Regions from separate parts of the Homo sapiens genome. Here region 2 is linked to region 1. Evidence: read pairs that join two places in POLR2A ChIA-PET (ENCODE). Cell type or tissue: PC-9. All regions are shown on one strand. Each heading gives the region's core, and the rest is flanking DNA. Links, peaks and the distances in the headings are about the cores only.

Region 1 (15,740 bases), core at 2,771-10,770:
TTCCTGATAGCAGTTTGTCTGTGTCCTTTATATTTGAGTCCATTTTGCTAGATATAAAATCCTTGGCTTCACTCTCAAGCAGGTTTTCTATAGGTAGAGGCAAGATGTCTACCAGTGGCCCCAGAATTATACCTTTCTAGCTTAATAACCCGAGAAGACAGAGAGTTTTGCTTTTTAAATAATTCCAGCAAGTCTCGGGATGAGTTCTGATTGGACTCTCTTGAGTCATGTTCTCATCTTGAAGCCAATCACTATTGCCAAGTGGATGAAATGCAAAGATGAGCCAGGCATGAATTGCACGCTCATTCTGGATCTAAGGAGTGGGATAGCCCCACCCAAGCCAAATGGACCAAGAGTGGGAAGGGATGGATTCCTAAAGGACTATCAGTGCGCTGTCAGTGGAAGAGGCAGGAATCAAGGTTAGACAGGCAAAAGCAATAGGTTGATGCCCACTATAGTTTCACATGTATGGATTGATTTTCCTCAAATTATTTGCCAGTTGTTTCAGGGATTTATCTTTCATCTGTCCAACTAGGAATGGAACTTCCATAAAGGCCTACTTTTGTGATTGTAACAACACCTAACAAGAGGCTAGATATTTACTTAGTTGGGCAAAGCTACCCCAACACCCCAATACTTAGACGAATCTGGTCTAACATTGTAGTAGTATGAATCCTGTGGCCAGATGTATTGTCATGATCAGTTATTAGGATAAATACTTAACTGAAAAGACATTCAGACATATCAGTTGACAACAAATATGTGAAAAAAAAGAGACCAGCAAACAGAAAAACACATTAAGAGAAGGCTCTGACCTTTTGAAATATAATCAGAAATAGAATTTGCTTTTAATGCTGCAAATGGAAACTTCTAATGACAGAATTGGTTAAAATTACAAATTAAATCTAGATAAAATTCCATTTCTAATAGCAGAAGAAGAGAATGTTATGTGTCACTATCAAATGCAACTAATTAATTTGGCAAAAGAATTTTTTGAAGTCGGGGGCTTGAAAAAGTCCAGTTTCATGGACTGGGTTCCAATTGGGTATCAATATTTTAGATGAAAGAAATGAAGTAGAAATTACTCCATTAGACAGGGAGGGTGTAGGTCTTTTGTAGATAAAGCATTTTAAATAGCACAATACAAAGTCATTTTAAAAAATTCTAGTGTTTGTCACACCCATTTTCCCTTCTGATTTTCCATGTTGCTTGGACTTGAGCTATGGAATGATTGAACCCTGCCTTTTTCCAGTGATTTCTTACTGCATCTGCCTTAGCAGCAATGGGGAGCAGTTACATTAAAATTTAAACATTCTTTTAAAAAAATCTCCCAAATACAGTTTAACTATATTGGTATCTCCTTTCATAACTGCTTTGGCTATAAGATGTGTACTTATAAAATAATTAATGTAGCACAAGAAAAAGTGACCTAAGATTACTTCTGAAAAAATAATTAAATGAAACAAGTTCATTATTGATAATGGTTTGGATTTATATACCCGCCCAAATCTCAGGTCAAATTGTAATCCCCAGTGTTGAAGGAGGGGGCTCCTGGGAGGTGATCGGATCATGGGGGCAGATTTCCTCCTTGCTGTTCTCATGATAGTGAGTGAGTTCTTATGAGATCTGGTTGTTCTTCATTTTTTTTTTTTAATAGAGATGGGTTTTGCCATCTTGCCTAGGATGGTCTTGAATTCCTGGCCTCAAGCAATCCACCTGCCTGGGCCTCCCAAAGTGCTGGGATTACAGGCATGAGCCACCACGCCTGAGATCTGGTTGTTTATAAGTGTGTAGTACCTCCCTCTGCTCTCTCTCCTGCTCCAGCCATGTAAGATGTGCCTGCTTCCCCTTCGCCTTCTACCATGATTGTAAGTTTCCTGAAGCCTCCCCAGCCATGCTTCCTGTACAGCCTGAAGAACTGTGAGCCAAGTAAACCTCTTTTCTTTATAAATTACCCAGTCTCAGGTAGTTCTTTATGCAATGCGAGAACAAACTAATGCAATCATCTTTTATATTGTCAGTAAAAGCTAAATATTGATTCTGTTTTTCTCTTTATCCCTTTTTAATCTTCAATACACTCATTTAAAAACAATCAGATAATTGGATTTCTCAATTTAAGAAACACGGTAGATTTTGTCAAGGGGACATAACTCCCCACAAACTCAGATAATGTATCTCCTCAAGACACAGTTGAATATGCCTAGAGCTTTAATTATAAGGTACTTTCAGACTTCTCATCTCAAGTTCAGGTTGAATTGGAATTTGTTAGGATGTAAGAAGATGCAGTAATTTATATACACACACACCAATTTAGACATTCCAGATCCATTCCTGATGGACTAAAAAAGTACTGAAAGATAATTTTGGCTTTACAAAAGTATTCCAGAATATATGATTATTATAATTTTGCTCTATTCCAACTTGTCCTTACGTTTGTGCCCTTCACACACAAATACACACTTCTTCAATTTTTTCCCCGTTTCTCAAAAATCCAAAGATTCTGTACATGTGGTACAGCTTGTTCCTGGATTTTCTGACTTTTCATTTTTGCATAATACTTTAGTCTCCATGAATACATTTCTCTAGCAGTTAAAGATTACTAAACTGTTCTTCCCTGAGCAGTATAGAGAAAAAACTCTTTTGTTCAACAGGAACATGGACAATTAGGCTTTTATTAGGTAGAACATGGAAAATTCATTATGTTCAGTAAGTGTTTGATTCCATCAATTAGGTACTTTTAAAGACCTTTCATGACAGTCACTGGTCCACTAGGGAAATATGACAGTTCATATCATTATCATCATAGAAATGTCTGCTGCTAAATGTCTCAGTTCAAATGACTCATCACTCTCCACGCCAGTGATTTCCAACTTTAACTTCTCAAATCTCTGACCACCCCCTCTTACCCTCTCACTGGCAAGAGCTAACCTCACCTCCTACATTGTAGAGGAAATAGAAGCCCATCTTCTCAATATAAAACATATAAGCCTACCTTTCCTCCTTCCTGTTGTTACAATAGAGAATTTATACTGATTGCTCTTTAATGTTAATCCTTTCTTCCTGATTTAGAGTCCATTCCCTCCCTGCTTCTAAGGAGCACTACTTTATCAGTTATCCTTTTCTGCTCTTTTACTTTCAATCTCTCTCCACCCACCTTGATTAGATCCTCCTAATTGAGCTCTAAATACATTTAAGTCATTCCCATTTTTATTTATTTATTTATTTAATTTTTTTTGAGACAGAGTTTTGCTCTTGTCGCCCAGGCTGGAGTGCAATGGCACAATCTCGGCTCACTGCAACCTCCATCTCCTGGGTTCAAGTGATTCTCCTACCTCAGCCTCCTGAGTAGCTGGGATTACAGGTGCCACCACCATGCCAGCTAATTTTGGATTTATAGTAGAGATGGGGTTTCACCATGTTGGCCAGGCTGGTCTGAAACTCCTGACCTCAGGTGATCTGCCCACCTCAGCCTCCCAAAGTGCTGGGATTACAGGCATGAGGCACCACGCCGGCCTCATTCCCATTTTTAAAGAAGTCATTCAGTCCCACATCCCCTTCCAACTATCATCTCATCTCTCTCCTTCCCTTTATGGACACACTTTTTGAATGTGTGATTTGTACTTGCTGTTTAGCTGCTGTATTTACTTTCCCCAAATCCACTTCCCCTTCTTTCTAACAAAAACTGATTTGTGGGAGGGGAGCAGCAATGGGTCCAGCTAAAGAACTACATTTCCTGGCCTCCCTTGCAGCTAGGAGTGGCCATGTGACACAGTTCTGGCCAATGATGTGTGAGCTGAAGTCAGCTGGGAATTTATAGCAAATGTTTGCTTTCCTGATATAGCACCAGACCTTTCCCCCTTGATGTTTCTTCCTTCTTCCTATCTGAAACACTGATTTGAGAATTAGCAGCCTTCTTGCTTTCACAATGGAAAAAAAAAAAAGCCACATACTGAGGATGACAGTGCAGAAAGACAGAAGGATTCTAGAACAGTGATGACATTGTGGAGTCACTGCACCAGCCTGAACTGTCAACCTCTGTCATTCTTGTTATGTGAGAGAAATAACCCAATATAGTAAGGCTATCATCAGCAGATTCCATTACATGTGGCCAAGTGCAATTCCTAATCAATGCTCTTGATCTCTACATTTCCTCATCTTCCACTCACTCTCAAGCCATGTCATTCTGGCTTCTGGCCTGTCATTCCACTGAGCTCACTGATGATCTACATGTTGTGAAATCCAGGAGACATTTTTAGGTTCTCGTATTAACCTCTCAGCAGCATTTGCCTCTGCTGTCCATGACCTCCTTTTTGAAACCATCTCCTCCCATGGCCTCCATGTCCAGTCCTCTCTGGGTTTGCTTGTTCACCTCCGGCTGCTCCCTCTCTGTCTCCTCCATGGGTTCATCTTCCTCTTGCAGCCACACTAACCATCTTGCAGCCTCTAGGACATACCATGGCCTTTGCCACATGCTGTTCCCTCTGTTTAGAATGGTCTCTTCTCCCTCCCTTTGCCTAGCTAACTCTTCCTCATCCTTCAGTTCTCCATTGATTCTCAATGTCTTCAGGGAAGCCTCCCTTGACCTCCTTGTGAGATCGCATTTCCTTGTTATATACTCCTTCATAGCTCTTAGCCTAGGTGCAACTTCACCTTCTCTAGTGTGGCTCCTTGAGTAAGGCATCTCTTCCCTCAGACAGTAAACACTATGAAGAGAGGGGCCAGTGTATTTTTGCTCTTTATTGTATTCCAAAACGCACATAATAAGTGCTCAATAATTATTTCGTGAATGAGTAAATGGATCAATGTGTAATTATACAGTGATCTACTTGCTTACTTTTTTATTATCTGTCATTCTCCATGACAGCAGGAAACAAAACGGTTTAGTACATACAGTTCCTAACACATCGCACATGGCACACAGCAGGAAACATTTTAATTTTTTGAATATATGAATAAGGAGGATTCCAAAGGAGACATTCTAGTAGTTCTACTCATAGTATGTCAGTGTTTTGAGGTTTTTATTTTTACTTTTTTACTGTCTTTTGATATAGTTTCTGGTTACAGTAGAGCATCAAATACCTTTATTGCCTGTAGAGAAGAGTTATTTGGAAAATGTTACCAAATAGCTTGTTCTCACAATATGTTATGTATAAAATAGACTGTCTATGAAGATCTTGAATCTATACACTTCTCCCTCTCTTCATTGCCACCACCTTACTTGAAATTACGATCATATTTCCCCTGGACTACATTGAACCACACACCTTTCCTTAAGTATGATTTATTAAACTATATATAAACTTGGATGGCTGAGTTTTTACTGATCTTAAAGCCAAGAATCATATCTAATTATATTATCCCCAAAGAAAACTAGGCACATATAGGTGCATAAATAGTTTTTTATTTTGTTGTGGCAGATTATTTCCATTCTGCACTTGACAAAGTATTTAGTTCAGTTAAAGAAAATAAGTATTTTTAAACTAGCAACAAATTTTTATTTTCAAATGACCAAACTGAAAATATTCAGTTAAGGTAAAACATCAGTCGCCAGGTGTGGTGGCTAATGCCTATAATCCCAGCACTTTGGGAGGGTGAGTGGGAGGATCGTTTGAGACCAGGAGTTCAAGACCAGCCTGGGCAATATAGTGAGACCCTGTCTCTACAAAAAAAAAAAAAATTTTTAAATTGCCATTGTGGTGGCCCATGTTTGCAGTCCTAGCTACTCAGGAGACTGATACGAGAGAATTGCTTGAACCCAGGAAGTTGAGGCTGCAGTGAGCCATGATCACACCACTGCACTCCAGCCTGGGTGACCGAGTGAGATGGTATCTCAAAAAAATAATAATAAGCCAGGCAGAGTGGCTCACACCTGTAATCCCAGCAATTTGGGAGGCCAAGGCGGACGGATCACTTGAGGTCAGGAGTTTGAGACCAGCCTGGCCAACATGGTAAACCCAGTCTCTACTAAAAAACACAAAAAATTAGCAGGGCTTGGTGACATGTGCCTGTAATCCCAGCTATTTGGGAGGCTGAGGCATGAGAATCACTTGAACCTGGGAGGCAGAGGTTGCGGTGAGCTGAGATCGCACCACTGCACTCCAGGCTGAGCAAAAGAGCGAGACTCCATCTCAAAATAAATAAATTAATTAAAGAAGACTTTCTATGACAGCCCTGAGCATGCCCTCTGCCTGTGGTCAGCTCATCTGGCTCCTGCTTCTCCTCTAAGGCCAAGCTCCTGTCTGTCTCCTTGACAGGACTTCCTTGACTCCTCGTCCTCTCACACATGTGCCACATCACTTATTATATATGTTTACATAAACATACGTGTGGATATATCCTTTCTCCCCAGCCAGCCAGGGAAGAGTGAAACAAGTATTTTATACGTTGTTTTAGCCACCAGGCCTACTTCAGAAAATGTTCCACTGCTGCCAATGCTTGTTTTCTTTTTAGCTAATAAGATTTAACAATCATTTACTATCTGCTGGGCACTGTTACACTCAATAGGTGCTGCTGTTGTTCCCTTCCCACAGATGAGAGTCTAACCAACTTGCCCAAGTCTCACAGTTAGTGAGTAGTGTGCCCCAGACCCAAAACCCACCTCACCAGATTCCAGAGCTAAGGCTCTAACCATCAGACTACCCTGCCCCTCATCGATATTCCAAGATGCCAAACTCCAACCAGGCTGCACTTGCCCTTGACTAACTTTGAAGGCATCAGGTGACCAGCTTTGCTCACAACTAGTCAGAGGCATTTCACATTGTTCTCAAATGAAATCCTAAGTCTGCAAACTAAGAAAGAAACCATTTTGGAAACAGCAGGAAGGGGTGATCTATAGAAACCCACTTTGACGTTGGGATATTCATTTAGACACACAGCTCAGGGCTATAAAAAGCCACTACACTAAGATTGCAAAAGCATTAAAAATCAAATTCCCTTATAATTTTTTAGAGAGCTGTAAATGGCACCCTATCATCTCTGGGGAAATCTTTCCCTAAAGCTCCAATCCTCTTGGTCACTCGGATGAATAAATTGGCCTCCTTCCTTTTCATTTCTCCATTATCTGCCCTATCAGGTCAAAAGGAAACCATCTCAGTTTAAGACTTAAGCTTTGTTGAAGTTTCTAGCTAGTTAAGCTGAAAGCAAGAAAAGTCACTTCGACCAGGTGCAGTGGCTTCTGCCTGCAATCCCAGCACTTTGGGAGGCCGAGGTGGGCGGACCATCTGCGGTCGGGAGTTCGAGACCAGCTTGACTAACGTGGAGAAGCCCTGTCTCTACTAAAAATACAAAATTAGCTGGACGTGGTGGTGCATGCCTGTAATCCCAGCTACTCAAGAGGCTGAGGCAGGAGAATCGCTTGAACCCGGGAGGCGGAGGTTGTGGTGAACCAAGATCACGCCATTGCACTCCAGCCTGGGCAACAAGAGCGAAACTCCGTCTCAAACCAAAAAAAAAAAAAAAGAAAAAGAAAAGTCATTTCATGTTGGCATGATAGTAGAAAGCATTTGGCCACATTTTAGTTTAATAATGGAAGATTATTAAGATTTAGCCTCCCCATTTAATTAATAAGGTCGATTAATACCGTTCCTGTTAAGAAGAAGAAAAAAAAGCTTTGCAATGTCTTGATTATAGATGTTTTAACCAGCTTACCCTTTTGTATTTTGAGTGTAAGGCACTATATCATGAACCACTGAGTTCCTCGAAAGCTCAAGAGACTTAAACAGTTGGAGAAAAGTCCAGGGGTAAGATAAGTCAGAAACGTAAACCTGCAGCAAAACGAAATTTCTTCAAATTAGGCTTCAGGAGAAGCAACAGATAAAAGCAACTGGCAACTGGAGATATCGTTTTTATTCTCTGGGCTAGAAGCATGCTGGCAGAGGCTTTAACTAACTAAATTTACTTGCAAGTTCTCCGAAGGGAGCGATCATATTGCACCAGGGTAACTTTTCAGAACACTTTACTTTGCAAACAAGTTCCCAGGGCCTTGTAAAATACTGAATTCCGAACCTCAATGTAAGTATAAAAATGCCAGCATGTGTATTGCATATCCCAACTACAAAAAATAGAGTTTAACTATTCGCTGAAAATGGAAACTTCAATAATATTTATGATTTACTAGAGCATGCAATCTTCATTTTGAAAGACTTAAAGCATCAAGGAGGTATTTATCCAAAATTAGCATCCAGTAATAGCACCTTGGGATATCCCTGTTTTGGCAGCATCTGTACCCAGATCTGGTTACAGCTCAATCCAATGCTGGAGCCACTGACCTCAGGAAGACAGGTGTCCTCTCCAATAGCAGGTCCACATTCTGGGCAATGAGAAATGTACTTGATCTAATTGCCTGGAGGCCTGGCCTGTTTGCTCAGGTATCTGACCAGCACAGTGACCCCTTCACAAAGAATGAAGTTTTCATCTCTTCCTCAAATTAATTGCTCTGCAATTAATTTAGCATTACATCCCCCCGCCCCACAAAAAAAAGGTTTGCTTGGCTGAATACAATACAATACAATACAATACAATACAATACAATACAATACAATACAATACAATACTATTTGCTGACTTATTTACTAATGAATCCAAAGTTTATTGAATGCCCACTATGTACCAAGCACTTGGCAGCCCATGGAGATAAAAATATTAAATGACAAGGAATCGCTTTCATTAATAAATTCAACATAGTAGCTCAATAATTGTTCAAAGGACCCAGAATAGATTTTCTATCTATATTTTATCCTTCCAGCTCAATCTCTTTTTTTTTTTTTGAGATGGAGTCTCGCTCTGTCACTCAGGCTGGAGTGCAATGGCGCCATCTCGGCTCACTGCAACCTCTGCCCCCCGGGTTCAAACAGTTCTCCTGCCTCAGCCTCCTGAGTAGCTGGGATTATAGGTGCGCACCATCACACCTGGCTAATTTTTGTATTTTAGTAGAGACGGAGTTTCACCATGGTTTCACCATTTTGGTCGCACCATCAAGTTTGCTGTTTAAAATATTTGCCTGAAACTCATGAAAGAGGTAAGGATTCATGGATCATCACCTTGTAAATGGCAGCTGAAACATGATTGCAAATGACGTTGCCAATTCTGTAGCCAGCCCATACTACTCCCTGGTTCCAAATACCTTGTACTCATCCCCACTGTGTAACAGGAGCCCTGCCTCCACCTGCTGATCAGGGACAATGACCTCTGCCAAGATGGTGACTCCTCTGTTTGTCTCCTGGCTCCTGGACACAAGGACTCCAAAGTATCCATAGGACACTCCAAGGACTCCAAAGGTGACAGCCATATTTGTAGTTCACTGTGTCCCCTGGCAAGAGTGCACTCCCTTACCAGGCCCTTCAGCTGTGCGGAGCCCAGAGTTGCAAGGGTGGAAAGAAAATCCTTCAGTGGGGTTTTCAGAGTGATGATAAGTCGAGGAAAAAAAATATTTTACAAAGTCTTGACTATTGATATTTTAACCAGCTTACCCTTTGGATTTTAAGTGAAAGGCACTATATTACTTAAATACAAAAGGGTAAGCTGGTTAAAATATCAATAGTCATATCAATGACTCACCTAGCATTCATTTTTTCATTCATTTATTATTCATGAATTAATTCCTTTTTGGCCAACTAATACAAATGGAACTTCTATCTCATATCCTAGGTAATGTGAAAGACAATGGGTGGACATGGATGAGTAAGCTTTAATTCCCTACCCTAAAATATCGCATAACCTGGTTTATAATGTTTAGGAGGTTAGGTGTCTTTTTTTTCTTTTCTTTTCTTTTTTTTGAGACAGAGTTTCACTCTGTCGCCCAGTCTGGAGTACAGTGGCCTGATCTCAACTCACTGCAACCTCCACCTCCCGTGTTCAAGTGATTCTCATGCCTCAGCCTCCCAAGTAGTTGGGACTACAGGCGCCCACCACCACACCTGGCTAATTTCTGTACTTTTAATAGTACAGAATAGAGACAGGGTTTCACTATGTTGGCCAGGCTGCTCCCAAACTCCTGACCTCATGATCCACCTCCCTCGGCCTCCCCAAGTGCTGGGATTACAGGTGTCACCCACTGCGCCCAGCCTAGGTTAGGTGTCTTAACTGCATTTTTGACTTATTTTCAACATATGATGGGTTCATCAGGATATGACCCCATCATAAGTCAGGGAGCAACTGAATTAAATTTTCATCATAAAAAACAGAAACATTAAACATTAAAAGGATACAGAAAATAATAATCATTTTTAAGATACTGTCCAAAGATAAGCACTATTCATGTTTTATGTAGAATACTCAGTCTTTCTTCTAACTATAAAAACATGCTTTTGAAACATTTTTAGTAAAATGGATCATATTAAGCATATATTTGTGCTTTCTTTTCATTTATTCATGTTATATCATGAACATACTCCCATGCCATGAAATATAGATTCTCATCATTATTTTCAACTGTTTCATGGTATCCCACTGTATTGCATCCCATGATTTATTCAGTAGTTTCTGTACTGATGGAAACTTATGATATTTCCAAGTGTTCACGACTATAAGCAATGTAATAATGAACATCTTTGTACTTAAGACGTTATACATTGTGTGGTTTATTCCAGATAATAAATTCACAGAAATTGGCTTATATATTTCTAAGATCCTTTGGGTATATCACCAGTTTGTTTTGTTGTTGTTGTTTTGAGACGGAGTCTTGTTGTGTCGCCCAGGCTGGAGTGCAGTGGTGTGATCTTGGCTCACTGCAACCTCCACCTCCTGGGTTCAACCGATTCTCCTGCCTCAGCCTCTCCAGTAGCTGGGAATACAGGCATATGCCACCATGGCCAGCTAATTTTTGTATTTTTAGTAGAAACAGGGTTTCACCATGTTGGCCAGGTGGGTCTTGAACTCCTGACCTCAGGTGATCCACCCTCCTCAGCCTCCCAGAGTGCTGGGATTACAGGAGTGAGCCACCACGCCTGGCCACAAATTTGTTTTTTCAGTATGAGACTATCCCCACCTAGGGTTTGGGTTTCAAAATCCTAATTAAGTTTCTTTATTAAGGCTATTTGGAAGCCAAAGGCAGAGACTCATGACTTTTAGAAAATTGAAATATAGCATATGTAAAGTTCACATGTCAAAAATGAGCTTGATAAAAATTTATAAAATGAACACACACATAAAACCCAGATTAAGAAACAGATCATTACCAAAACCATCTCCTGCCTCCTTCTAGTCCCTACACACCACATCCATTTTCTTCCCAGAAAGCTCCCAGCCAGTGTCTGAGCACAGCCCAGCATGGCACTCCTCTAGGATTTTCTCAGAGCTACACCTCGACCTGAGGCTCTTCCTGCTCAACCCTCCTTCCTTTCTCCTCTGCGTTTACAGGTGTCAGACCTGCACCATGGCCTAGAGACTTTCTCCGACTACTCCCACTCCTTTTCCCTCGTCCTTTACCAGATACTACCCACAACGAATCTCTTGCCCTTCTAACTTTGCCTTGATGTCTGCCTCCCTAAGAACCCATCAGCACAGTTGGTCCTGAAGGCAGTCAGAAACAACAAGCTCTGTTTGGGGACTGGACCGCGTGCTCCCAGCTGGCAAGGAGAACCGCATCCCAAGTGGTATGTGGGCAGGGATAGTCCCAGTCACAAGGGCTATCCCAGTTGCTAAAAATACTATCAGTAGTGACTTGAGAGTGACATCCCAGTGGAGAATACACTGGCTAGTGATAGGATTCAAGCCCTGGAAAGCATGGGGGCCTGGGGGAGGGGAGGCACCTCACACAGGAAAGATGGAGTGAGCTGATTGCTCAAAAGCTGCATTGACATCCTACAGAACAGCAGTCCCCCACCTTTTTGGCACCAGTGACCAGTTTTGTGAAAGACCGTTTCTCCACAGACTGGGGTGGGGTAGGGGAAGGTTTCAGGATGATTCAAGTGCATTACATTTATTGGGCACTTGATTTCTATTATTATTACATTGTAATATATAATGAAATAATTATACAACTCTCCATAATGTAGAATCAGTGGGAGCCCTGAGCTTGTTTTCCTACAACTAGCTGTCCCATCTGGGGTGATGGGAGACAGTGACAGATCATCAGGAGTTAGATTCTCATAAGGACTGTGCAACCTAGATCCCTCACATGCACGGTTCACAATAGGGTTTGCACTACTATGAGTATCTAATGCCGCTGACCTGACAGGAGGCAGAGCTGGCGGTAATAACTCGCCTGCCTTCACCTCCTTCTGTGCAGCCCACGGGTCCGTGGCCCGGGAGTTGGGGATCCCTGCTACAGAGGAAGCATTGCAAACAGAGGGCAGTCAACAAACAGTTATGGCTAAGTGTGAGAAACAGACGGTCTCTTCAGCAGTTTACAGGGTGAAAGAGCTAGCACAACTAAGGAACAAACTCAGGATCTGAGAGTCAGGGTCAAAGTTCCCCAAAATGGCTGAATGTCTTTCTGAGCATTCAGGTCTGTTGTGCCCCGGATGGGAACATCTGGGGCCCTGAAACATAGGATGGGAAAATCTGGGTGGATGCCCTGAAAGATGGTGTATCTGCAGACTCCCCAGTACCCCCAGAATCTGCATAGGTGGCCCACCCCTCCCTGTGCAAAAATACACTGCAGAGGCCTCTTCCCTCCAGGCAACTGGTGTCCCTCTGAGAAGCTGTGCCCACTTTCTCTCCTGGCTGCCAGCTCGATAATTCGGGGTAATCCCAGCATAACTTTACTGGGGACATTTGGGCCTGATAAGGGCACTAGTGTCCCTACCTCAGCTCACACCCGTGGCCCTGGGGAACATCATGACCAACTGACGGAGGAAGAAACTCCTATGCTTCGTGTACTGGTGGGTCAGCTCAATGTACAAATACAAGCTTTGTCATTGGAATGGGGACAATGGGCAGGTGAAGGGGGTGGCCGCAGTGGCAGAGACAGAGGCTACGTGTGGACCCAAAAGCATGGACTTCACTGACCAAATCTGACCTTGCCATTGCTGCCTTTGAATATCCAACCTCGCAGCAACAGAGAGCAACGTTCAGCCCTGACGCAGCTCCATTCCTGGAGGAGACTCACTAGCAATACGTTGACTAATTGGGCCCCTTCTGTCCTGGAGAGGCAGAGTGTCATTCTCAGATAAACAGACACTGATTCGAGTATGGATTTGCTGTCTCTGTCCTCAGAGCTGCAGCCATTACCACTATCCAGGGGTTTATAGAGTGCTTGATCCACAGGCATGGAATCTCATACAATATAGCATCTGACCAGGGGATCCAGGTGCTATAGGCTGAATGTTTGTGTTCTCCTAAATTCCTATGTTGAAACCCCAACCCCCAGGGTGATGGTGTTAGGGGGTATGGTCTTTGGGAGGTGGTTAGATCATGAAGGCAGAGCTCTCATGAATGGGCACAAGGGGTGGCTCATGGCAACCACAGATAGGTGCACTGTTTGCATTTCCCTTCAAGAAAGAACTGAATGATCAGCTGCAAGGAGAGTGGTCAGCTGACAGCCTCCAGTTGCAGCACCTTTGGGACCCGCTGCAGTATTTGAGCTGAGGCCATGCTTTTCCCCACTCCTGCAGTCCCAGCCAATGACTGAGTACGGCAAGCGGCCACTCAGCACCCTCCCTTATGTTTGGGAACTTGTTACCCAAATCCCCAACCGCAACCACGGGATTCCAACAGGAGCAATCATGCTCTTATATGTCCTGATTCCCATGGTCAAAGTTGAACTTGTATAAGGATGAATGCCCAGGCTGGGCCACTCATAGTCCTTCCCCTGGCTGTTGTTGTTGTTGTTGTTGTTGTTGTTGTTTAAACTATAGTCGAGAAGAACATCTCTCTAGTGCAGGAAGTTGCAAGAGATAGCCTTGGTAGTTGTTGGTTTCTGGCCATATGAGGACTCCCATCTGCAGTGAATGAGAAAGAAACCAACACACACAGATGCACAGAGAGGAGACAGAAAGTGCCTGTAGTGGCTGGGCATGGTGGTTCACGCCTGTAATCCCAGTATTTTGGGAGGCCAAGGCAGGCGGATCACCTAAGGTTGGGAGTTCGAGACCAGCCTGACCAACATGGAGAAACCCTGTCTCTACTAAAAATACAAAATTAGCTGGGCATGGTGGCGGGCGCCTGTAATCTCAGCTACTTGGGAGGCTGAGGCAGGAGAATCACTTGAACCTGAGGGGTGGAGGTTGCGATAAGCCCAGGTGGCACCATTGCACTCCAGCCTGGGCAACAAGAGCAAAACTCTGTCTCAAAAAAAAAAAGTGCCTGCAGTATCAGAGCTCTAAGGTCCAGCTGTACCCAGCTCTCCTGGGTTTGATTTTTCTAATCTTTTCTAATATTGGGTAAGAAGTCCGGTATGTTTCCAATAAACATTTTAATTGGAATCAGCTGTCTATCACGTGTGACCAAATAAGTTCTGACACACATTTAGAAGTATCCTACACCTATTTTATATTGATAGTTAATATAGAGTGAGTTGATGGTTTATTATGTTCTAAATAATGGGCTAAGCACTTTACATATATGAATTCATTTAGTCCTCCAAGCAACAATATGAGTCTCTTCTCTCTCTGTTATTTCTCCCAATTTACATATAAAGAGACTGAGGCTAATTTGCTCTAGAATCAAGGCTACTACATAAGGTATTTTAGCACATGACCTTATAATGTGGGCTTCAGAAAGCAGAAACTTTGGAAAGTGCCATCTTCAGTGTTTTAGTTTCTCACCCGGTGATGACATCTCTGTTTTGCAGCATGAGCAAGACAGGTTTGCAGCTGCAGGCATCCTGCAACCTCTGCTGAGGGTTGAAGGACCATTTTCAGGAATAAGGAGAGCAGCATAATACAGAAGCAGAACTGATCATTCCCTACATATGCGCATTTTGGAAGCTTAAAATGGGATTCAAGATTGGACAAGCATGAGTACTTACATGGTCAGAACATATACATTGGGACAATCCTAGATATCTAAGAAGTAAGGGTATCAGGGGTACCTACCAATAGATAGCTCTCAATACAGATTCCTGGAAGGCCAAATCCTTCCCTCCCAGAGGCCTGGAATCCAATGTCAGTGAGTCACTCCTTTATGTGAAGCATCCACATGACCTCTGCTCTCTTTTAAAATTAATCTCTGAGGCCAGTCAGGGTGGCTTATACCTGTAATCCCAGCATTTTGGGAGGCCAAGGTGGGAGGATCACTTGAGGCCAGGAGTTCGAGGCCAGGAGTTCAAGACCCGCCTGAGAAACATGGTGAAACTCCATCTCTACAAAAACTACAAAAATTGGCCAGGCATGGTGGGTCACGCCTGTGGTCCCAGTTACTGGGGAGGCTGAGGTGAGAGGACTGCTAGAGCCCCAGAGGTGGAGGTTGCAGTGAGCCAAGATTACACCACTTTACTCTAGCCTGGGTGACAGAAGTGGAGTAAAAAACAGACAATGTCTCAAAAAAAAAAAAAAAAAAAAAAGGAGTAGTAAAAGGTGGGGAAAGGCCTCTCCAACCCCACCACTAAGTGGAACTTCTGTTAATACCAGAACTCGGCCTTCAGATCAAGACCATCCAAAAGAATATAATGTGAGCCACGTATTTCATTAAATTGTTTCTGATAGCCATATTTGAACATTTTTTTCTAAAAACAAGGGAAACTAATTTTAATAATATGTTTACTTAATGCAGTATATCAAAAATATTATTTCAACAGGTGGTCAATTAAAAATTATTAGTGAGCTATTTGATGTTTTTTTTTCATCTAAGTCTTTGAACAC
Region 2 (15,740 bases), core at 2,947-10,946, 52 kb after region 1:
GGATTCACTTACGCAATTCTTAAATAAAATCTTACGATTCTAACATCAGAGATCTTATCTAACTTCAGAAATCCTGTCTATAGGAACAGTGGGAATGCAAACAGTATCTAGTGTCATCCGTGTCTAGAGACTCACTTACAAGGAAGTCAGTCAAAGTGCAGGCTGATTAGTGCTTAATAATAACTATATTTCTGTCCAGAATTCTTGTTAACCCTGTGAGCATGGCTTCGGTCCTTGAAACATGAGTAGGAAGATGGGGGAAACAAATGAAGGAAAGGCAGAGAAGGAAACATAAATAAAGCATCCAGGGAATAGAAAGAAGAGCAGAAGAGGTGGAGACAAGAGTTAAAGAAGCTAAAGGAAAAGAGAGTGGGTCAACACAAAGAGACCAAGAAATGACTCTTGGATTTAATGATCTTGAAGTCAGCATCAACCTTCAGAATAAAAATTCCAGGAAAATGGTGGAAGTACATAAAAGGAAATAAGGAGTAAGTAGAACAGTATGTGAATTCCAAGAAAGCAGAGATTGTTGCCTCTTTTATTTGCTGGTGCTCCCCAAACCCTAGAACCATAACTAGTGTTAAAAGAAAAACCTTCAACACTTAAATTTAACAGAATTTAATTGAGCAAAGAACAATTCATGAATTGGGAAGCCCCCAAACCAGAACAGGTTCAGAGAGGGTTTGGTGCTACTGCTTGGACAAAGAAGTTTTATGGACAGAAAAAGAAAGGTCAGGTACAGATGAGGTGCAAAAACAGATTGGTTACAGCTTGGCATTTGCCCTATTTGAACCCAGTTTGAACAGCTGGCCACCTTTGATTAGCCAACACTTGGTGATTGGCACCAGAGTAGGTTATGTAATCACTTGATGGATTCTCCCTGCCCATCACACAGGCAAAACCAGTTCACTGAGGCCATGTATTGCAGTAGAGAAAGAGTTTAATTAATGCCAGGCCAGCCACATGGCAGATAGAGTTACTACTCAAATCAGTCTCCACAAAGGCTTGGAGATTAGGGTTTTTCAAGGATAGGTTGGTGGGCAAAGGACTAGGGAATGGGTGCTGCTGACTGGTTAGGAATGCAATCACAGGGTTGTGGAAAAGAGTCCTTGTGTGCCGAGTCCACCTCAGGGTAGGGGGCCACAGGACCAGCTGGGTCAACAGTCACAAGTCTGGGTGGGGTCAGTCAGTTGCCATAATGCAAAAGTCTGAAATACATCTCAAAAGACCAATCTTAGGTTCACAATAGTGATGTTATCTCTAGAAGCAACTGGGGAAGTCACACTCCAGCCTAAGCAACAGAGTAAGACCCTATCTCAAACATAAATAAGTAAATAAATATACTAAATTATTCCCATGGTTAGCTTGCCGTATGTCCAGGAATGAGCAGACATAGCCAGCCTGAGGATAGAAGCAAGATCAAGTCAGCCATGTCAGATTTCTCTGTCATAATCTTTGCAAAGACAGTTTCAGTTATGGTCTGTTTACACATCCAGTTAGATTACAGTTCACTATGTACAGAGAAACCTTTAATGTATGTAAATATGGCTGAGTGTGCCAGCTCATGCCTATAATCCCAGCATTTTGGGAGGCTGAGGTGGGTGGATCCCTTGAGCCCAGGAATGTGAGACCAGCCTGGGCAACATGGCAAAACCCCATCTCTACAAAAAATTAGCCAGGTGCAGTGGCATGCACCTGTGGTCCTAGCTACCTGGGAGGCCGAGGTGGGAGGATTACCTGAGCCTGGGAGGTCAAAACTGCAGTAAGCCATGTTGCCGCTACTGTACTCCAGCCTGGGTGACAGAGTGAGACCCTGTTTCAAAAAATAAATAAAATAAAATATGTAAAGAGACAGCTTTAGGCTAAACTTAATTTAACACTAGCACATCGAAAGCTCTCCATAAATATTCATAAATAAGTGGATGAATTAATGTATGATGAGTGGTGGTTTAAAAAAAGTGAGGTAGGGGCCAGGCACAGTGGCTCACGCCTGTAATCCCAGCATTTTGGGAGGCAGAGGCAGGCAGATCACGAGGTCAGCAGATCCAGACCATCCTGGCTAACACAGTGAAACACCATCTCTACTAAAAATACAAAAAATTAGCCAGGCATGGTGGCGGGCGCCTGTAGTCCCAGCTACTTGGGAGGCTGAGGCAGGAGAATGGCGTGAACCCAGGATGCGGAGCTTGCAGTGAGCCAAGATTGTGCCACTGCACTCCAGCCTGGGCCACAGAGCGAGACTCCATCTCAAAAAAAAAAAAAAAAAGTGAGGCAATGGAGGTAATAAAGAAAAGACTACAATAATAGTGTAGTTGAGGAAAGGGGCAACTTGAACACACTTCCAGGCAGAGGACTCCGGTGGAAAAGTATACATCAGAGATGCAAAATAAGGAAACTGATGGGACACTATCATAATTAAAGCAAGAGGAAATGAGAACAACATCACAAGCAGTAGGATAGGAGAAGGTAGGTCTCATTATGGGTTCCATATTTCCATTAACTATATCAAAATTCACTCAACTGGCCAGGTGCAGTGGCTCACGCCTGTAATCCCAACACTTTGGGAGGCCGAGGCAGGCGGATCACGAGGTCAGGAGATCAAGACCATCCTGGCTAACACGGTGAAACCTCATCTCTACTAAAAATACAAAAAATTAGCCAGGCATGGTGGCAGGCACCTGAGGTTCCAGCTACTCGGGAGGCTGAGGCAGGAGAATGGCTGAACCTGGGAGGTGGAGCTTGCAGTGAGCCAAGATCGTGCCACTGCACTCCAGCCTGGGTGACAGAGCAAGACTCCATCTCAAAAAAAAAAAAAAAAAAAAAACACTCAACCACCCAAGCTAGTAGAAATAAAAATTATTGGAAGCCATTGTTTTGGACTAAGCTCCTGTACTAGGCCCCAACAGACAAGGCTAAAAAAAATGGAGTCACCCATGCTAAAGTTCTAAGTCATCAAACCCACACTAAGTTTTTATCTCACCTTCCTAGAAGGCAGGAGAAAGAGATAACAGCCAATTTCCTCGAACAGGCCAGTTTCAATCTTCAATCCACATGATAATGAAGTTCCCTCTGCTTTAATCCTTATACAAAAGAAATAGCCTGATGTAATCTGACATTAATAAGCTGTTTTTCTGTTGTTTTAGCCTCCTGTTCCCACCTTATAAGAAGAGTTGCTTTGAAATAACTAATATTCTGTGTTCTTTGCTTCTGCTCTCTTCCGCTTTCTTCAGCCTTTCTCTGTCTATAAAGCCAATCTCTTCTGCTCAGCTTATCATGCATGCTACTAAAACGCCAAGGGTTTGGTCTAGGTGCTGCTGCTTGGTGCACAGACAGCCAATCATTGAGGCATTGAGTATTGCCAGGGAAGAAGGCTTTGAATCAAGTCCTGCATCTGAGGAGATGGGAGATCAGTCTTCAATCCATCTCCCTGACCAACTAAAATCAGAGGTTTCTGTAGCAGGGAAGAAATGTAACTATATGCAAAACACAGGAATTAGGCAGAGGTAAGGAAAATAAGTTGGTCAACAGGAAGCAGGTTGTCATTTAGGCAATCATGATGGGTAAAAAGTCTTGAGTCTCTTTGTCCAGATGCAATGATCTGGTAACTTTCAGCTCCTTGGTACTATATGGGAGGCCTGATGGTTGGTTTCCTGAGAAAGGAACTCAGATAAGACAAATGTAACTTTCTCAAGTTTTAAGACTGTGAGTGTCAGTTTCTATGTTTATTCAAAAGAAATCATAAACATCAGTTTTATGGGACAATTAGGCCAGTTTCAATCCAAACACCTACTATATTTTATGGAATAAAATATTGCCTGATTCTAGAATCTCAAACAAAGCCAACTGAGATCTTTAAATTTGTAATTTTGTTCCTTGATGCTAGAAACCCCAGTCTTCTTTAACACATCTTTGACTTTCATCCTCTTGCCTGCTTAAATGGGCACCAAGCTTTCTCAATTCCACACCTCTCATGCTCCATAGCCATTCCCATTTTTTATCCCCATGGCACTACCCTAAGTAAGGCACTTGCCATTTCTTTCCTGAAAAAATTTAATGATTTTCTGACTATGGTATGATAGATTAAATTTAACTAAAGCTTCTTAAGTATTTTAAGTTTGGCCAAAAGCTTACACCATACAGTGAACTTAAACCTAACTAGATGTGTAAATAGACTGTAAACTACACTTGTAACAAAGAGCTGAGTCTCAACCAATCACAGAACCATACTTCAGCCAATCACAGGTGGCCAGCTGTTCAAACAGCGCTCAAGTAAGACAACCATCAGGGCTATAACCAATCCAGCTGTTTCTGTACCTCACTTCCATTTTCTGTGTCACATTCCTCTTTCTGTCCATAAATCCCGTCAGAACACGTGGCACCCCAGAAGTCTCTCTAAACCTATCATAGTTGGGGGTGGGATGTGCTGCCCAATTTGTGAATCATTTTTTGCTCAATTATACTCTATTAAATTGACTTTGCCTAAAGTTTTTCTTTCAACATTAAACCATGAATTCAATGGTTTTCTGTTCTCAGCCCTTTCTCTATACTGTCATCAGCACAGTGGTCTAAAACACAGACGTGATCATGCCATTTTTTTCTTCAAAAGCGCAGCAATAGATCATTCCTTGATTTATTGAGAGCTTCCTATGTGCTAGCTGCTGGGGATGCACTGGTGAGTTATGATAAAGGGAACATTTCAAACTAGGGGCAAAGAAATCAAATGGTCATCACAAAATGAAAAGATGCTCAATGTTATTTTTCTCCCATGAGATTGGCAAAGATTTTTCTTTTTTGAGACAGCCTTGCTCTGTCGCCCAGACTGGAGTGCAATGATGTGATCTCAGCTCATTGCAACCTCCATCTCCCAGATTCAAGCGATTCTCCTGCCTTAGCCTCCTGAGTAGTTGGGACTATGGGCGTGAGCCACCATGCCCAGCTAATTTTTGTATTTTTAGTATAGATGGGGTTTCACTATGTTGGTCAGGCTGGTCTTGAACACCTGACCTCAGGTGATCCACCCGCCTCGGCCTCCCAAAGTGCTGGGAGTACAGGCATGAGCCACTGCACCTGGCCAGCAAAGATTTAAAAGAATGAAAATATCCAATGTTGGCAAATATGTGGGAAAACAAGCAACCTCATCCACTATTGGTGAGGGTATTAATAGATACAAACTTTTTAGAGGGAAATGTAGCAATAATTATTAAAATTCCAAGGCCAGGCACAGTGGCTCACGCCTGTAATCCCAGCACTTTGGGAGGCTGAGGCAGGCAGATCACTTGAAGCCAGGAGTTAGAGACCAGCCTGGCCAACATGGCAAAACCCCATCTCTACAAAAAATACAAAAATTAGCTGGGTGTGGTGGTATGTGCCTGTAGGCCCAGCTACTTGGGAGGATGAGATGGGAGAATGGCTTGAGCCCAGGAGGTAGAGGTTGCAGTGAGCCAATATAGGGGCACTGCACTCCAGCCTCAATGACAGAACCAGGCTTTGACTCAAAAAATAAAATAAAATAAAATAAATTTTAGTAATACTCATTTGCCCTAACAATGGTTATCTCTGGAATTGTGGAATTCATTATATATATATATATATATATATACACACACACACGTGTATATATATATATATATATGTGTACACGTATATATATATATACATGTATATACATATATATTTATATATATATATATAATGTGTGTATATATATATATATATATATACACATTTTTTTTTGAGACAGTCTCACTCTGTCATCCAGGCAGGGGTGCAGTGGCGCAATCTCAGCTCACTGTAACCCCCGCCTCCCAGGCTCAAGCAATTCTTGTGCCTCAGCCTCCCAAGTAGCTGGGATTATAGGTGTGTGCCACCATGCCCGGCTAATTTTTGTATTTTTTGTAAGTTCAAGCAATTCTCCTGCCTCAGCCTCCCGAGTAGCTGGGTTTACAGGCGCCTGCCACCATGCCTGGCTAATTTTTGTATTTTTAGTAGAGACAGAGTTTCCCCATGTTGGCCAGGCTGGTCTTGAACTCCTGACCTCAGCCTCCCAAAGTGCTAGGATTACAGGCATGAGCCACTGCGCCGGGCCTGGAATTATTATATAAAAAACTTTTTTATATTCCTAGAAATCTGTAAGGCAAAAATAAAAAATAAAGACAGAAAAAGAAAAAAAAACTAACTTTTTACTTCTCCGAGTATTTTTCACTACTTTTCATAGTATTTAAATGTTTATGTTTATGATTATTCTTATCATCATTATTATTATTATTATTTTGAGACGGAGTCTCACTCTGTCGCCCATTCTGGAGTGCAGTGGCAAGATCTCGTCTCACTGCAACCTCTGCCTCCCAGGCTCAAGTTAGTCTCCTGCCTCAGCCTCCCGAGTAGCTGGGATTACAGGTGTGTGCCACCATGTCTGGCTAATTTTTTTGCATTTTTGGTAGAGATGGGGTTTCGCTATGTTGCCCAGGCTGGTCTTGAACTCCTGGCCTCAAATGATCTGCCCGCCTCGGCCTCCCAAAGTGCTGGGATTGCAGGCATGAGCCACTGCACCCAGCCTTATTTATTTTTCAATTTAAAAAATGATACAAAAATGTCATCAAGAAAATTTTTTTTCTTTAATGGATTCATGCTTTTTAGGACAACATTCAAGGCTCTTCAAAATGAGCCCCTAGCCCCACAATTTCACCTCTACCATTCCCATCCACCCTTCCCTCACCCAGAATTATCCTAGGTGATGCTTTTCGTTCTATTTCACTCCCTCCACCATTCCTCTCACTGGAATGTCTTCCCTCCTCCTGTATTAATCAAAATAATACTCATCTTCCCGGGAAGCCCAGGCATGACTTCCCTTTCTCTGGGATGCTTGTGCTCCCATCTGAATTAAATTGTCCCTCCTTGGTGCTGAGGCGGTAGTTTGTTTACACCTCTAGCAGAGCACAGTTTGGCTTGCACTATTGTCACTTGTGTCTAGTGTCTCCCTTGCCAGCATTTATTCTCCACTTTCCTTGCCTCTTCTGTGAAATAAATGTTCATTTCAAAATATTTATTCAGAGCATTGCATGTTCCATACATAAATCCACGCTTAAATTATTCAGCTCCTGGAGATACACAGCTCAGCCATGTGGGCAATTACTTCAAGTCACAAAATGCTATTTTGTATTAATTTGTATTTGAAGAGAGTGCAGGAATGCATTAAACATGTCTATAGCTGTCTGGTGTTTATTCACTGACAATGAGCCGGAATTATTACTTCACTTTAAGCCTTTCTCTGGTGATTTGTTTACAGAGAGTTGTGCTAAATAGCTGAATTGTTGTCATGACCCTTTGCCTAGATCTTTTCAAAACAGTCATTAGATTTGTGTTTTACATAACACATACACACACAAAATCTCATAACCAGGAGGAAAACTGAAAACAATTTAGAATTTTAAACTTCAGCATGAGTTAAGATTAGGTTTACGGTAATGGGGATAGCCCATGATTTTGTAACTCAACAATAATATAATTTTTGCCACTTGAAAGTACTAAGTTTCTGTGGTTGCCAAAAGTAAACTGTGACAGTGTGTAGAATGAACTAATAACTGTAAATGAACTTGATCAGTAGGGCTCCTCCCGGTAAATCAAATAATTAGTCAATTTTTGCTGTGTTGGAGACTACAGTTTCAGGTCCCCAAGTGGGAGTAGCTCTTAAAGCAAAAGTGGCAGCGCATTATCATTTGTAAATTTCCACTAACAAGCAAGCCTGACTGTGTCTTTTGGCAGCCAGGGCTGTGACCTTTCTAACAGCCCAGTGTTTGTCATTGTTTTGTTTATGAGCATCTATATATGCCAGGGAAGATCTGGGGAGAGAGATTCAGAAAAAGAAAACTGAAACTAAGAAGGAAATCAAAAGCAAAAAGCCAGAAACTACTTCTTTAGCCTTTTCTTTATGATCTTAGGACTTCAGGGACCTTGAAAGATTGATTTCCTTTCACTCAAGTTTCTCATAAAATTAGCTTTGGCTCATACATCTGTTACACAGTAGTTAATTTTACAAGATAAGCAGTACAGGGGAAATGTATCTGAGGGAAAAATCGAGTGCTGGAAGCTCAAGAGACACTTATAAGGTCACAGAACAAAGCTAGTAAGTAAAATGGTCCTACTATAGACCTGCAAATAGCAAAGGGTCTGCCTTGGGTTAATTTCAGTATATCTTTCATGACATTTCACTTTTCTTCTCCAGCAGCATTAAATATAAGTGGGCTTTACTGAACCTGTTCTGAGAGAGCCTTTTGAATTGCTCAGCCAAAGAGCAATCATGATTCAAGTTCATGAAATGTGAACTTTGTATTTTAGCATCCACTTCCCTGTAATGATCTCAAGACTGTACTAGCCACAGCAATGAATGTATTAACCAGTTCTTCATGTTCACAGCTACTTATGCCATTCTTAGATACTAAATGTGCTTTCACAAAAGCACCACTGGCTATCCCACTAGTAGCAATTATTAGTAGTCTTTTAAATTCAATCTTCTCGCCCAATATAAGGAGTCCCAGAGGTTGGCTGGGCGTGGTGGCTCACACCTGTAATCCCAATAGTTTGAGAGGCCGAGGCAGGTGGATCACCTGAGGTCAGGAGTTCGAGACAAGCCTGGCCAACATGGTGAAACCCTGTCTCTACTAAAAATACAAAAAAATTATCCAGGCATGGTGGTGAGAGCCTGTAATCACAGCTACTCAGGAGGCTGAGGCAGGAGAATCACTTGAACCTGGTAGTTGGAGGTTGCAGTGAGCCAAGATGGCGCCACTGCACTCCAGCCTGGGCGACAAAAGCAAAACTCCATCTCAAAAAAAAAAAAGAAGTCCCAGAGGCTCAGAAAGGCTCCTAACGATCTAGCAGGTTGTTTGAGAGCAGCGCTGGAATAAGAACTAGGTATCTCAGCTAATCTAGACTCCTAATCTAGAGCTCTTTCTAATCTGGCTGACTAAACGCCAGAATAATTTCTCACTTACACAGTCAGAAAAAGTCTCTGTGAATTAATCTTTTTATTTGGATATGTTAGTCTTTTATTATAAAATATGCAAAAGGCTGATTTAACATCAATATATATCAGCATTGGGGAAATGCTCACAAATAAACTTCCTTAAGAATTTTAAGGCCGGGCGTGGTGGCTCACACCTGTAATCCCAGCACTTTGAGAGGCTGAGGTGGGCAGATCGCTTGAACTCAGGAGTTTGAGACCAACCTGGGCAACATGGTAAAACCCCATCTCTACTAAAAATACAAAAACTAGCCAGGCATGGTGGTGTGTGCCTGTGGTCCCAGCTACTAATAGTTAATCTCATTCCTTTTATTATGTTAATTCACTTATTTCTTCATTCCAACAAATATTTGTTCAGTGCCTACTATGTATCGAGCCCTTTTTAGGTACTTTGGATGCAGGGGTGAACAAAAAGGACACGAATCCCTGCTCTCAGGGAGCTTACAGACAATATAATGTGGATAGCTTTTGCCTTCTGCTGAAGTAATCCTTAAATTAACACCCTCTTAAGAATTCATTATTGGCCGGGCGCGGTGGCTCATGCCTGTAATCCCAGCACTTTGGGAGGCCGAGGCGGGTGGATCACGAGGTCAGGAGATTGGGACCATTATGACTAACACGATGAAACTCAGTCTGTACTAAAAATACCAAAAAAAAATTAGCTGGGCACGGTGGCGGACGCCTGTAGTCCCAGCTACTTGGGAGGCTGAGGCAGGAGAATGGCATGAACCGGGGAGGCAGAGCTTACAGTGAGCCAAGATCGTGCCACTGCACTCCAGCCTGGGTGACAGAGCGAGACTCCGTCTCAAAAAAAAAAAAAATAAAAAAATAATTTGCAATAATAAGTGCTATGAAGGAAAAATCCAAGGTGTGATGGGAAGCTATAATAAGAGTTATTAGAGACTTGTTACCACAATCCCTTGTGGAGGGGTTACTCACCTTCATGAGATTCTGAGTCTGGCTGTGGATAGGGAGAACTTGGTATTTTGAAACCCCCTTCTGGTGCATCTGGCCCCTCCCTACCTCCCTTTCCTTTGTGAAAGCCCGACACCAAACTCTGGATCTCCACTCCTGAGCAAAGCAAAAATTCAGTACAGCAGTTACCATGGCCCTCAGATGCTTCTTCTCACCTGGATGCATGTTCTGGATGAGCAACAGCAGCAATTACTCCAGGGCTGAAAGCAGGGCAGGAGGGCATGACCCAAGGCTCTCAACTTTAAACGCAGAGTTCTGGCCAGGCACGATGGCTCATGCCTATAATCCCAGCACTTTGGGAGGCTAAGGTGGGAGGATTCCTTAAGACCAAGAGTTCAAGGCCAACCTGGCCAACATAGCAAGACTCTGTCTTACAAATAATTTAAAACAAAAACAAAAACAAAAACAAGCCTGGTGTGATGGCACGCATCTGTTGTCCCAGCTACTTGGGAGGCTGCACCAGGAGGATCCCCTGAGCCCAGCAGTTCAAGACTGCAGCAAGCTATCATCACATCACTGCACTCCAGCCTAGGTGACAGAGCAAGACCTGTTAAAACAAACAAACAAACACTGAGAGTTTCTCTACACTTGACATCTAAACAAACTTTTTCCAAATGTTCAAATGTAAAAATTATTCACTTTTCTGTCAAAAACCATGAAAGTGTTTATACGCTTGAACTCAGCAATCCTACTCTTGGATATTTAAGAATTAATTCAACAGAAGAATGAAACTATGTACACCGATTTGGTCATTGTAGTGTTAAGTATAATAAGGATAAAAAGCAAAAAGCCTAAATATTCCATAGTTGGGAGGCAGTTAAGTAGATTGTGGTATATTAACTTGTCAGGATTACTAATTTATGGCCATCGTGTCATCTGTGGGAAAATATGAATGAAGTAAATGCACATGAAAAAGCAGAATACAAAATTCTATGTTAATGAATGCAAGCTATATAAAAAGGAGTATGCAGAACACAGATGACAAGGCAAAAAGGAAAATTGGGATCAATTTGCTAAGGTGGTAGGACAACAGGACAGAAATCCAGATTGAAAGATTGAACTGGCTTAAGCAAAAAGGAGAAAATTCATTTGCTCAGATAATTAAGTTCTTAGGTAGGGTGAGAGAGGCACTGGCCTTAGGGATGTCTGAAAGAGGGACACATTGCTATCAGGACTTCCCATCCCTCTCTCTCTTCACTTCCCTCTCCAGGGAAGTCTCTTTCAACCCAACTTATTCCCAAGGTGACAATTTATCCACTAACCTCACATTCTCCTATCTTCCCACCAGGATGACAGTGCCTACTTAAGTTTTGGCTGTAGTTTAAGAATAACTCTGGGAAAGGTACTGATTGACCTGGTTTGGGTCATGTGCCCATCTCTGGACCATCAATGGTCAGGTTACTAGGATTGGCACCCACCTCGCAACCAACCCTTGTGGTCAATGGATCTGGGCTATTTAAGAAGAAAGTTGGCTGGCTGCAGAGGCTCACGTCTGTAATCCCACTTTGAGAGGCTGAGGCGGGCAGATCTCTTGAGCTCACAAGTTCAAGACCAGCCTGGGCAACATGGCAAAACCCTGTCTTGGCTAATTTACAAAAATTAGCCAAGCATAGTTGTGCGTGCCTGTAGTCTCAGCTACTCAGGAGGCTGAAGTGGGAGGATCTTCCAGAGCTTAGGAGAATGTGGCTGCAGTGAGCTGTGATCGTGCCACTGCACTCCAGCCTGAGTAGCAGAGACCCTATTAAAAAAAAAAAAAGGTATTTAGATTTTTTTTATTTTAAAAATATAAGAAAAGAGAAACTTCCCTGAGGATCCTGTGTTTAGAGGAGGAGGGAAGCATTTCCCTAAAAGGAGAGAAAGAGAGAAGTGCTGCTCCCAGTGGAGTCAATTTGTCTATTGCCCAACTTAACATTTTAGAAAGATATCTTATTCCCTTAATACAGGTTCCAAGGGCAGATTGAGATTTCCTGGTGCAATGTGCTTTATTAATAAGGCCACATGGTACAGTAGGAAGAGCGCTACACCGAATGCCAGGAAAATGGATTCTGGTCCTGACTGCCATGAATAAGCGGCCTGACATTGGGCTAGTCCTTAAACTTCTCTGGATTTCAATTTCTGCACCCCTGCCAGAACAGTATAATTTCCTTGAGGGTTGGAATCAGGTCTGTCTGTAATGGAGATGTGGATTTGGGAATAACTCTAGGGGCTTGGATGGGCAAAGGGACAAGTTGAAAATATAGTTGCAACAAAGGCCTCGGCCATCCCATGGGGAGCTCTGGGCCTGGAATGGCCTATCAGGGTTGTCACAAATTTCAGCAAGTGGGTCTGGCTTTTATATCCCTGCTATGGTTTGGATGTTTGTCCCCTTCAAACCTCATGTTGAGATATGATCCCCATAGTTGGAGGTGTTAGGATCAATACACCCAGCTGCGGGGAGAATGAGTGCCTTCCTCCTGATGGAGGATATCTGGGCAGCGTACTACAGCATCCATTACAGTCAATAGACACAGTGGCTGGGAGTGTAGCTTCTCATTAAATATTTGTTACATTAATATGTTATGTAAGATGGAAAGTGTGGATTAGACCCTTTCAGGAGTTGCTCAGAACCTCTCCTCATTCTGGGGGCTGCCAGATTTGCAGATTGTTAAATAGATAAATAGTCCTTTTCAGCACTATTGCATACACCTATTTGTCTCCTGGAGGATTTATGGAAAAGGGAAAACAAAAATCTTTAGTTTTTTTGTTTTTTGTTTTTGGGGGGTTGGGTGGTTTTTTAAATATAGGAGTTGGAATAGGAATAGGAGAAGAATGTCTACTAAAATTAATGTTGACTGACCTGTTCAGCTAACAGGAATAAGGCATTCTTTGTGGTGGAGTTAACAACAGAAAGTATTAAGGAAGCAATTACTATATATATTACATACAGTCAAACTGTGCTCTCCAGTACCGTAGCCACTAGCCACAGGAGACTTTGACTTAAAATAGTTAAAATTAAATAAAATTTAAAATTCAGTTTCTTAATCACACTAGTCATATTTTAAGTCCTCAGTAGCCATATGTGGCTACCATATTACAGTGCAGATAAAACTTTTCCATCATCATTGAAAGTTCTACTGGAGAGCTCTGGTCTACATTGAATAGTTGTGTTCTTTACTTTCATTCAATAAAAATCCAGTTTACTCTCATGAATTGTGCTGCTCATTATTGTGAGAGCGCTGGAACGAGAGCCAAAAATTAAAAAGGCTTGGGCAAAAAGGATTGCCCTGAATCCAAGTTTCTTCTTGGAAATCCAAGTACTACAGGACAATACTCAAATGGAATAAGTCTTTGTTGTCATTACTTCCTGTCCCTGCTGTCTGGATCGTCTGGATGCAACCAGGACAAAACGCCCTGAGCTTCTAAAGTCAGCTCTGCCTGTGGCTCCCCACCGTCCATGAGGAACAACTGCTCCTTCAAGCCTCAAACTGTCAAGATGTAGACATTCAACACCAGATTTGTGTTGCTTTTAAAAATGCTTCTTGGAATTTTGGCATTAGCTCTGAGTCTGATATATTGAAGGCCAGGAGCAATGCTGTCTTTCTCTTTTCTATTAATTTTGTCAGCAGGTGAGTTGTTACACAGTCCTTAGTGGATTCTGATGTCCGTGGCCACCGTCCTGCTTCTATTAATTTTTTAAATTTTGACTTGTTGTACTTATGTAAAAGAAGCAGATTGATAGGGTCAATCTCCAAGAACTCATCAAGCAGCCTTAACAATTTTCAATTCATAGGCTATCTTGGTGTCTTTGTCTCCCCTACCCACATTCTCCACCCAGGATTAACTAGACTCAAATTCCAGATATCACATAATTTCATTTGTAAATATTTCCCTATGTATCTCTAAAAGATAGGGATGCTCTTTTAAAATAATGTTAAGCATAATACCATAATAACAAATTAAAAATCCAATAACTCCTTAGTGTCTTCAAAAATCCAGGCATCCAAATAAGGTCCATACATGCTGGGCACAGTGGCTTGCACATGTAATCCCAGATGCTGGGGAGGCTGAGGCAAAAGGATCACTGGAGCCCAGGAGTTCAAGACCACACTGGGGAATGTAGTGAAATCTCGTCTCAAAAAAAAAAAAAAAATTAGCAGGGAATGGTGGCCCGGATGTGTAGTCCCAGCTAGTTGGGAGGATCACTTGAGCCCTGGAGTTTGAGGCTAGCTACATTGATCTATGATAGTGCCTCTGTACTCCAGCCTGGGTGACAGTGAGAGAGACCCCCCATCCCTAAGAAATACAAATTTTTGAAATGTATAAATTAAAAAACTAGGTCCATACAACACACATGGTTGATACATCTTTTTAAGTCTTTAAATCTTTACATCCTCTTCTATATCTCCTTTTACTCCTCACAGCTTTTTGTAGAAGAAACCAAGTCTTCTGTCTTGTAATTTCTCAGAGTCTAGACTTTGCTCATTGCATCCCTGTGGTATAAAACAACATGTTCCTCTGTCTCCTTTATTTTCTGTAAATGGGAGTTAGACCTAGAGTCTTGATCAGATTCAGGTTTCACTTTTTCTTTTCTTACAAGACATTTTATACATTGTATCGTATACTTCTATTCAGTTAAAGTACCAGATAATGATGTCATCAGTTATTGATAATCATTGGCTAGATCTGTTAATGCAATCTAGGTTGCAAAACTGTGCTGATTTAATTCTATCATTTTTCTTCATTTATTACCTGGAATGCATCCTTTAAAAAGTCAATTTCCCTCATTAACTATTCAGTTACATGGAGGTAAAGTTAATGTAGGAAAGGCAAAATAAATGCTTGATTTTTTCTCTTTTTTGCCAGTTTTCAAAAGAATAAGCTAGTTCCCCACCATCCTCCAGAAGGTTAACTCTGAGTTTGAATTTGCTTGATATCATTGTAAGATAAACATACTTGATATGTCTCTATCTATTGCACTTATTATACAGCTTGTTCCATCTTTGGCCAATGGGAGCATCTTCAGGTTAGCTCTGGAGTCCTTTTGACATGACCTCAGTAGATAATGTCAAATACTTTATTATCTGATGTAATAATATGTGCCCATTTTCTAATCTGTTTGCTTTGGTATCATTTCATATTTCCCCTGCAAAGACACCACTCACTCATGATTGTGCAGTCACAGAACTTGAGATTTTTTATATAAAAACTCAAGAATGTGGCTGGGTGCAGTGGCTCATGCCTGTAATCCCAGCACTTTGGGAGGCCAAGGTAGGTGGATCACTTAAGGTAAGGAGTTCAAGACCAGCCTGGCCAACATGGAGAAACCCCATCTCTAATAAAAATTCAAAAATTAGCCGGGCATGGTGGCACGTGCCCGTAATCCCAGCTACTCAGGAGGCTGAAGCAAGAGAATCGCTTGAACCCAGAAGGCGGAGCTTGCAGTAAGCCAAGCTCACGCCACTGCACTCCAGCCTGGGCCACAGAGCAAGACTCCTTTTAAAAAAAATAAATAAATAAAACAAACAAAAAACACCCCAGGAATGCAGTTCTTCTGTCCTCAATATATTATAATACTTTATATTAATGTATTTAATGAATAGTTCTTGAGAATTGACTATGTACCAGGTACTAGACCAATTCACAATCCAGCAGGACAGGCAATTTTAAAAAATGGTATAAATGGTTATATTTAAGCATGCCGTGGTGAAAAGGACTATAAAAGAAAAGAAGAAGGTGCAATGAGAATATATAACACCTTGTCTGAGGT

What was found. ChIA-PET counts read pairs that join two places held together with the same protein. Peaks named below come from ENCODE experiments on the same cell type or tissue, not always from the same donor. Only the 100,000 strongest peaks of a DNase experiment are listed, where the experiment ranks them.
Region 2: POLR2A ChIA-PET joins it to region 1 with 12 read pairs; 4 of 35 experiments call an interaction of 5 or more read pairs at or near these places.

Annotation. Positions count from the first base shown.
Region 1 is chr2:61,715,022-61,730,761 of GRCh38, reverse strand. No RefSeq gene overlaps it. Among named protein-coding and RNA genes, the nearest start is that of FAM161A, 130 kb to the left of the region's middle. In PC-9, for the core only: no CTCF peak of the experiment used is centred there; no DNase peak of the experiment used is centred there.
Region 2 is chr2:61,663,277-61,679,016 of GRCh38, reverse strand. No RefSeq gene overlaps it. Among named protein-coding and RNA genes, the nearest start is that of XPO1, 130 kb to the right of the region's middle. RefSeq lists an enhancer at 7,784-8,023. In PC-9, for the core only: no CTCF peak of the experiment used is centred there; DNase peaks (open chromatin) are centred at 7,286, 7,726 and 8,326; H3K4me3 peaks cover 1,872 bases; H3K27ac peaks cover 3,028 bases.